2 separate regions of the Homo sapiens genome follow, and region 2 is linked to region 1. Evidence: chromatin contacts called from ENCODE Hi-C data. All regions are on one chromosome and are shown on one strand. Each heading gives the region's core, a stretch centred on a gene start or an enhancer-like site at or near the end of the contact. The rest is flanking DNA. Distances are from core to core; before and after follow the strand shown. Region 1 holds the start of ACTR6 (actin related protein 6). Region 2 has its middle 46 kb from the start of DRAM1-AS1.

What was found. A loop is a pair of places that touch in the nucleus more often than their neighbours do. Pooled maps may share reads with other maps.
Region 2: a loop to region 1 is called in a pooled map, with 3 times the contacts of the local background. The contact joins the enhancer-like site here to the promoter of ACTR6 in region 1. A Hi-C loop is called at or near these places in 2 of 50 pooled maps.

Annotation. Positions count from the first base shown.
Region 1 is chr12:100,198,681-100,202,733 of GRCh38, forward strand. ACTR6 (actin related protein 6) reads left to right here and starts at 2,135. Exons shown (of 11, transcript NM_022496.5): 1 at 2,135-2,239. The coding sequence starts at 2,172. RefSeq lists a silencer at 1,079-1,438 and enhancers at 1,931-2,225, 2,199-2,398, 3,243-3,930, 3,931-4,053.
Region 2 is chr12:102,008,101-102,012,445 of GRCh38, forward strand. No RefSeq gene overlaps it. Among named protein-coding and RNA genes, the nearest start is that of DRAM1-AS1, 46 kb to the left of the region's middle. Within about 2 kb of position 2,256, at least 5 of the 41 ENCODE cell types and tissues checked have a DNase peak (open chromatin) inside an H3K27ac peak, as active enhancers do.

The DNA of each region.
Region 1 (4,053 bases), core at 885-3,384:
AGGAAGATGGGTGGGGAGGATGGTTTGAGCCCAGGAGTTCGAGACTAGCCTGAGCAACATAGCGAGACCCCCATCTACACACACACACACACACACACACACACACACACACACACACACACACAAAAACCATTTTTTAAATTAGCCAGGCGTGGGCCTGCACCTGTGGTCCCGGATACTTGGGAGGCTCAGGTGGGAGGCTCAGGTGGGAGGATCACTTGAGCCCAGGCATGAGGCTGCAGTTAGCTGAAATCACACCACTGCACTTCAGTCTGCACAACAGAGCGAGATCCTATGGCAAAAAGAACAAATAAATAAAAATAAAATAAATGTACTAACATTTACTGAGCAGTTTAGAGTATAATTAGTTTAATCTCAACACCCCATGATATAGATACTACTGCTATCTCATTTTAGAGGACGCTGAAGGGCAGAGCGGTTAACTGATGTACCAAGGTCCTAGCAGAGTTCTAAAGGAGGCCCCTGGGGCAGAAGCCTACGGTTATGAATGCTTGGGAGGGCTGCACCGGACATCCACGGGATGCTGGGGGTGAGAAGACACTAGAGAGGGGTCAGAGGGAAGGAGCAGAGGGAGATAATGGGTCAAAGTGTCTGAGGAAGGAGACTGGGCTGGGTAGCCCCAGCCACCCGGGCCTAAGCCCAGGTGGAGGGGAGGAGATAGGAACGAGGACGGGATGTGGAGAAGTGGGGAAAGGCAGGCCGACGTTGGCAGGGTGCGAGGAGGCCTTGGAGAAAGGAGGGTGGATGGGGCAGGCCCCCAGGGGAGGCAAGGAGCGCCGACAGAAGGGCCCAGGCGCTTGCAGGGCGCGAGTTCCCACCTCAAGCACCGTGGCGGCTCCCGCGCTGCGCACCTGGAAGTGCGCAGGCTGCTCCGCCGCCTCGTCGGCGCGCTGGTAGCTGAAGCAGGCTTCTGCTATGTCCAGGTGGCCGAGGGGCAGCGGGTCGTGGGGGTTCTTGAAGTAGCAGAGGCAGCAGCGGCGCCCGTCCAACACGAACCGACGGCTGCGGTAGCCACGCAGTCGCGCTGGTTCCCGCGCGGTACCCGCCCCGGGCTCTGCAGCCTCCCCATCGCCGTCGCTGCCCTCCTCTGCCCGGGTTCCGGCCCCGGTATGGCTGCCTGCGCGCCAACCGTTTGTTCCCCGGCCCCCGCGCCTTCGCGCTGCGGCTGCTGCGCTCCCTGCCCCCGCGGTGCCCCCTTCCCGCCGCCCCGCTCCTCTCTCAGGCGCTCAAAGTGGCCTGGAATTTGTAGAACGCCCCCCTCCAAGCCCGTTGGCAGTTGTCCTAGCCCGCTGGCCCTTGCCCCCGCCCGCTGGCCGTTGCCCCCGCGACGCCCCGGAAGCCAGGTCCTGCCTCCCGCACCTGCCAAGTCCCCGCCCTGCCGGAGTCTCGCTCTGTCGCCCAGGCTGGAGTGTAGTGGAGCCATCTCGGCTCACTGCAACCTCCGCCTCCCCGGTTCAAGCAATTCTCCCGCCTCAGCCTCCCGAGTACTTGGGATTACAGGCGCCCGCCACCTCGCCCGGCTACTTTTTGTATTTTTAATAGAGACGGGGTTTCGCCGTGTTGGTCAGGCTGGTCTCAAGCTCCTGACCTCAAGTGATCTGCTTGCCTTGGTCTCCTAAAGTGCTGGGATTACAGGCGTGAGCCACCGCGTCCGGCCCAAAAGCCTTTTTTGGATGAGAAAGACTCACTCAGCTTCGTCCTGAAGAGCAAGTGGGCTGGGGAAGAGGAGAGTATGAATGTGAGTCCAAGAGCAAGTTTTGCACTTTTTTCTTCAAAGAATGTCACCGTCTGAAGAATGCGATTGGAAGACACACACACACACACACACACACACACACACGCAGCCGGTTCTCTACAGGATTAGAAAAAACTTGCGCGAATTAATCTGCGTAGTTAAAAACAAATACGAAATGAGCGAGAAAGCACATAGTAGTCAAATCTCGCCACCACATAAACAGGTTAAGTTTGGAAGCACAGCCCCTAACATTCGGTGCTGCTTAGCATCTCCGACTTCCGGCGTCCTCCGTTGCTAAGGTGACCAGAGGCGCGTCCTAACGCTCCGCCCAACAAACCATAGAGTACCGGAAAAAGCTCGAGCAGAGGGGTCGGAAAGGGAAAACAACTACGGCTGCGGTGTGGTTGGTGGTGAGATGACGACCTTAGTGCTGGATAATGGAGCTTACAACGCCAAAATCGGTTACAGCCATGAAAATGTGTCGTAAGTACTTTCTTTCTCCGAGGGACAAGATATATACGCCTAGTGGTTTCATGTGCTACGTTTCATCTCCGGACATCAATGAACTGCAGACACCCCCGCGCGGCCCTGACTTAGCCAGAGGGATTCCCTGGTTGGAGCTGGGTGGGTGATTGTGATGCTTTGAATTGAAATTGATTTTGGTTTTAGTTTTGGGCTGCGAGGCCCCGGAAGTGGGATATATGTTTTATTTCGTAACAGGAAATAGCCAAAGAAAATAGGCTTATAGAGATGCGTTCCTGACAGAAGGGTCCGTAAAGTTCATCAGCCTTTGGAAACTATGGGCACGGTGTTTGGGTGTATGCGGATTTTCCTGGGTACAAGATTATAGGTTTCATTAGATTCTCAAAGGGTTCTATGACCCTCCAAAAGTCTAAAAATCACGGTCTTAGGATCTAGAGGCTTTGAAGACTTTGGCCTACTGGCCGACCTAGTTGGTAAGGTCAATTAAACAGAAGTACTGTTAATACAATGGCATTCATAACATGTATAGTCATAAAATATATGTTTGAATAAATAAGCAAACCTAAAGACACGCCTTTCCTTTATCAAATTAACAGAGCATTAAAAAAAATTCTTTCCTTCCTCCCTCCTTTCCTTCTTTTTCATTTCTTTTGAAACAGAAATGAAAGAGGGAAATCAAACTGAGTAGGAATGTAAATTGTTACAATCTTTCTGGAAAACGTTTTGGCAATGTGTATCATTATCATTGTCACCGAGGCTGGAGTGCCGTGGTGCGATCTCAGCTCACTGCAGCCTGAATTCAAGTGATTCTCCCGCCTCAGCCTCCAGAGTAGCTGGGATTATAGGCGTGCACCACCACTCCCAGCGAATTTTTTGTATTTTTGTTAGAGACGGGGTTTCATCATGTTGGCCAGGCCGGTCTCGAGCCCCTGGCCTCAAGCAGTCTACCCGCGTTGGCCTCCCAAAGTGCTGGTATTAGGGGCGTGAGCCCTACACCCAGCTGACAAAGCAATTTTTTTTTTTTTTTTTGGAGAGGGAGTCTGGCTCTCTTGTCCAGGCTGGAGTGCAGTGGCACGATCTCGGCTCGCTGCAACCTCTGCCTCCCGGGTTCAAGCCATTCTCATGCCTCAGCCTCCCAAGTAGCTGGGACTACAGTTGCGCACCACCACGCCTGGCTAAGTTTTGTATTTTTAGTAGAGACGGGGGTTTCACCATTTTGGCCATGCTGGTCTGGAATTCCTGACCTCGTGATCTGCCTGCTTCAGCCTCCTAAAGTGCTGGGATTACAGGTGTGAGCCACCGCACCGGGCCATGACACAGCAATTCTGTTATTACCTAGAGAATTAATTAGAAGTGCTTTGTATTATTCATAGTCATCGTATACAGGCAGCCAAAAAATGGGAAGGAAGCTAAATAATCAGGAATAGCATATTGGCTAAATACACCAAAATACAACCTGAGACTGATAACAAATTCAAGCTTCTTAAAATTATGTCTTCAAAGAACATTTAAACATGTAGAGAAAATGCTGACAGTATTATAAGTGAAATAAGCAGGTGTAAAACATTTTTTTACAGTATTATCCCAGTGTCATCTCGTATACACATACAGACACATTTGTATGCATACATGTGTGTATAATTAATAATGGCTCTAGTTTGTCTTCCAAACCAGATTGTAAGCTCATGGCAAGCAGCAAGAGGCCCAGGTGGGTGGATCACGAGGTTAGGAGATCCAGAGCATCATGGCTAACACGGCGAAACCCTGTCTCTACTAAAAATACAAAAATTAGCCGGGCGTAGTGGCAGGCGCCT
Region 2 (4,345 bases), core at 1,006-3,505, 1.8 Mb after region 1:
TTGAACTATATGGCTCAGATTACCCATTGATGATAGAGATGTCTATGGTAGATATGAAGATTGTGTGGCATGTCTAGTCAGCCCTAATAGAAGATTAATAGCACAGACCCTTTGCTTCTGGAGCAAAGGTCTTGCCTTCTTGTTGTTTGAAAAGCAACACCTAGCATGTGCCCAGTAGAAGCTGAGAATCTGACTATATATGATATCAAGTGATTAACTGAGCTGCCCATCATAAGCTGGGTTTTATCAGATACACCATAAAGCCACCTAGTCACAGTAGCAATCCATTATTCAATGGAATTATATGTTTGGGATGAAGCCTATAAAAGTCAATAAGGCACATGTAAGTTACATGGACAAGTGACCTATCATTTATTTCCCATATCATTTACATCTCTTAACACTAATGCCTATTCTTCAACCTACTTGTATGATCTCATGCAGAATCTTCAATGGTCAACTGTATCAGTTATTTATTGCTACAATTATGTGGTAACAACCAAGAACAATAAAAAACTGTAAGATAATCAACAGTGAGCATTTATTATTCACATCCACAGCCAGCTGAGAATTGGCTAGGTAGGTCTTCCAATCTTGGCTGGTCTTGCTCATGTCTTGGGTTGGCTGATATATGAATGGAACAACTCATCTCTGCTCCATGCATCTTTCATCGTCATTAGACTATCCAAGTCAAGTTCTTATGTCAATAACAGAGCCACAAGAGAAGGCAAGACCAACCAAGTATTTGTCAAGCCTCTGCTTGGATCACATTTGTTAATATTCCATTGGCTAAGTTCAGAATCCAAAGTTAAGGCCAAATGCTCTACTCAGAGGGGGAGGGCAATGCAAATATATAGCAAAAGGCATGCAATAGGGAGAAAGTGAATAATTGAAGCTACTTTTGCAATATTATCTCACTAGCTGACAGCAAACAGTGGACCTTGTTGATGCATGGACAAGCTTGATATATATTGGTGTAGGCAAAAATGGCTTGCTGCCACACTGCTGCCTCTGACAGAGGTGGCTCTAACAATTAGTGGTGAGGAAAATAATCTTCCTGATGGACAGAGCTTCAAACAGTACACTTTGTCATGATGTTGCTGAAGAAGCACATGGCCTGAGTTAAATACTACAGACTTTTGATCTTGGTAACTGGTTTGGCTGGTCAGGGATAAGAAGGGAGCAATATTGGAAGATTAGAGAAAGTGAGATTTAAGGATGAAGAATGTGGACAAAACTATGGGAATGTGTCCAAAGTGTGGAGATTTTTGTAGGATGAAATGCCAGAAAGAAAACACTCACCTGAGGAGGCAAAAATTAGGTGGACAAGATGATTTCTCCAGTAGATGTCAGCCAGCCTTGTCCTTGATTGCCCCAGGTTATACAATGAGCCCACAAATGGAGTAATCGTGGCAGCAGAGATGCCGGCTATGCTTGGGCCCAACAGCTTGGGCTTCCACACTAATGCTCATCTAGTGATGAGCTAGATGAGCTAGGATTCAGCTACTGCTGAATACCCTATTTGTCGGCAGCAGAGACCAATGATTTGGTACTATTCCTTGAAGAGGTTAACCAGTCACTTGGGAGCAATTTATTTGCATTAAATTCCTTCCACCCTGGAAGAGGAGTAATTCTTTCTTATTGTAATTAATTACTACTCTTAATAGGGGCTTTCCTTTCCTTCCAGCAGCACCTCTGCCAGCATTACCCTCTGATAGCCTACAGGATGTCTATTACCAACATGGTATCTCGCATTACACTGCCTCAGATCTTGGGATTATTTTGTAGTAAATGACTAACAACAGGCGCATGAATTGTTGGATCCACTTGTCTTACCGCATACAGCATCATCCAGAAGAAATCAATCAAATAGAACAATGAAATGGTCTATTATAGGCTCATTGTAGTCACCATCTCAGAGATGACATTCTGCAAGGTTGAAGTGCTAATCTCTAGGATGTGGTAAAAGCACTACAAAAATGGCTAGCATATGATGCCATGTCCTCAGCTGCCAGGATTCACAGATCCAGGAACCAAGAGAAAAGAAATAGGAATGATCCTTCTCCACCATTCTCAGTGACATTCTTTTGTAATTGTGCTTCCCATCCCTGCCGCCTCAGACTTTCCTGGAAGTCCCAGTTCCCAGATGGGGTAGGGGGAAGGAACTAGCACACTTCCATGGGGGAGCACAGTAAGGATTCCACTAAGCTGAATCTACTGCTGCCAATCGGTCCCTTGGGACTGCTCATGTCTGTGGGACAAAAATAGGAAGTAATATGTTAACATGAGGAGCTAGGGTTGTGATTACAAAATGAAACAGGAAGAATGTGTCTAGAACGCAGGTGGTTCACTGGGGCATGTCGTGGTGCTTCAGTGCCTGGTAAGAAACAGCAAACAGATGACTGTGATAATCATAGCCTAAACAGGGCAAAGCAATCAAAGCCCTAGAAAACTTAAAGGATGAAGGTCTGGGTCACTATGCTTGACAACCAGCCTAGACCAGCGGAATTTCTGATATAGAGCAGGAGAAATGTAAAATGGGTGGTGGAAGAAGATGATAAGTACCAGTTTTGGCCTTGCGTTCAGTCATAGTGACAGTAATTGTGGCTTGTCTCACTAATCTTCATGTGTAGATTTTAGAAAGACTGTGGCTGGCCATCACCTTGTGTTATCCCACAGACAAAAGACAAAGTAGACTTAACATGGGACTCAATCAGTTCTGAATTGACTGCATTTGGGTAGACTGCAGCAAATATCTCTTTTGCACATTCCCTCGTCCACTTCCGGTATCAGTCACAGCTACATGGATAGTTCTAGGTGAGTAAGCTTGGACTTGTCCTTTCTGCTTGTGAAATCCCACTGCAAGCCGAAGCCATGTATCTTTCTGCTTCCTGTTCCAAGTCTTTCTTCAACACTGGGGTGCTGCTTTTCCACACAGAAGCACAGCCCAGAAGTGCAGGGATAATTAATGCCCCTGGAGGCAACTCAACTAACGGGGGATGGAAATTGCTTAATTAATGTTCCCAGTTTTATTAGGTGGAAAATTTTGGGAGGCATTCTGAAAGCTTCTCAGAGGGTCTTGGAGCACTCAAACCCCAACTGGCAATCTTGATAACATACTTCTTAAATTTTTTATTATTTTTGAGAGAGTCTCACTCTATCACCCAGGCTGGAGTGCAGTGGTTCCATCTGGGCTCACTGCAATCTCCACCTCCTGGGTTCAAGTGAGTCTCCTGCCTCAGCCTCCCAGTAGCTGGGAGTACAGGTGCATGCCACCACGCCCGGCTAAATTTTGTATTTTTAGTAGACACAGGGTTTCACCATGTTGGCCAGGCTGGTCTCAAACTCCTGACCTCAAGTGATCCACCTACCTCAGCATCCCGAAGTGCTGGGATTACAGGTATGAGCTACCTCACCTGGCCGATAATAAACTTTTAAGTGGTTTTCTCCCTTTTCCTCTCCCTGTTTTTTTACTTCTGTTTTCTGGGATCACCTTGTGAATGACCTGTATACACCCAAGTCCTTTTCTCAGGCTCTACTTGCAGGTGAACTAAACTAAAATGGGCACAATTAGTTAAATGCATTTATATATTTTTCACATAAGTACTTTAGGAATTTTCTAGACTGTGTGTAAATAACTATGAATAATAATTATTTATTTGCAAGGTGAGGTGAGAACATTTTAATCCTGCACACATTTTTTTTTGTTTAGGTAATACAGGAGTTGATGGCAACGATGGTTACTCATTATGAACCACACTGAAACGACCTTCAATTCAATTTCCATCTGCTAATAAATATAGTCAAGTGCTGCATAATGTTTTGGTCAACATCCCCTAAGATTATAAAACCATATTTGACTGCACCTTTTCTACATTTAGATACACAAATACCACTGTGTTACAACTGCCTACAGTATTCAGTACAGTGACATGCTGTGCAGGTTTGTAGCCTAGAAGCAATAGGTTTGTGTAAGTACACTTGTTATGAAATCCACAATGTTTGTACAATAAAACCGCCTAATGACGCATTTCTCAGAACATATCCCTGTTGTTAATCAATGCATGACTGCATAAGAATATCTGACTTAAAAAACACATGAACTAATGGCCAAGTGGTGAAAGGCTGCATATGCTAAAAAATACTACCAAAAAGTTCCATACCCATAACATATGTGATATGTAAGTTTTAAGTTGTCAAAGAAATTTCAACCCAGTATTACTTTCTACCAGAAATGTCTTTAACAACTCATGATATGAATCCATATACTTTTCATGCTAAAATATTCACAAAAATTGAATAATTCACTTAGCCAAATTCACTGTTTTTTTTTTTTTTTTGCATT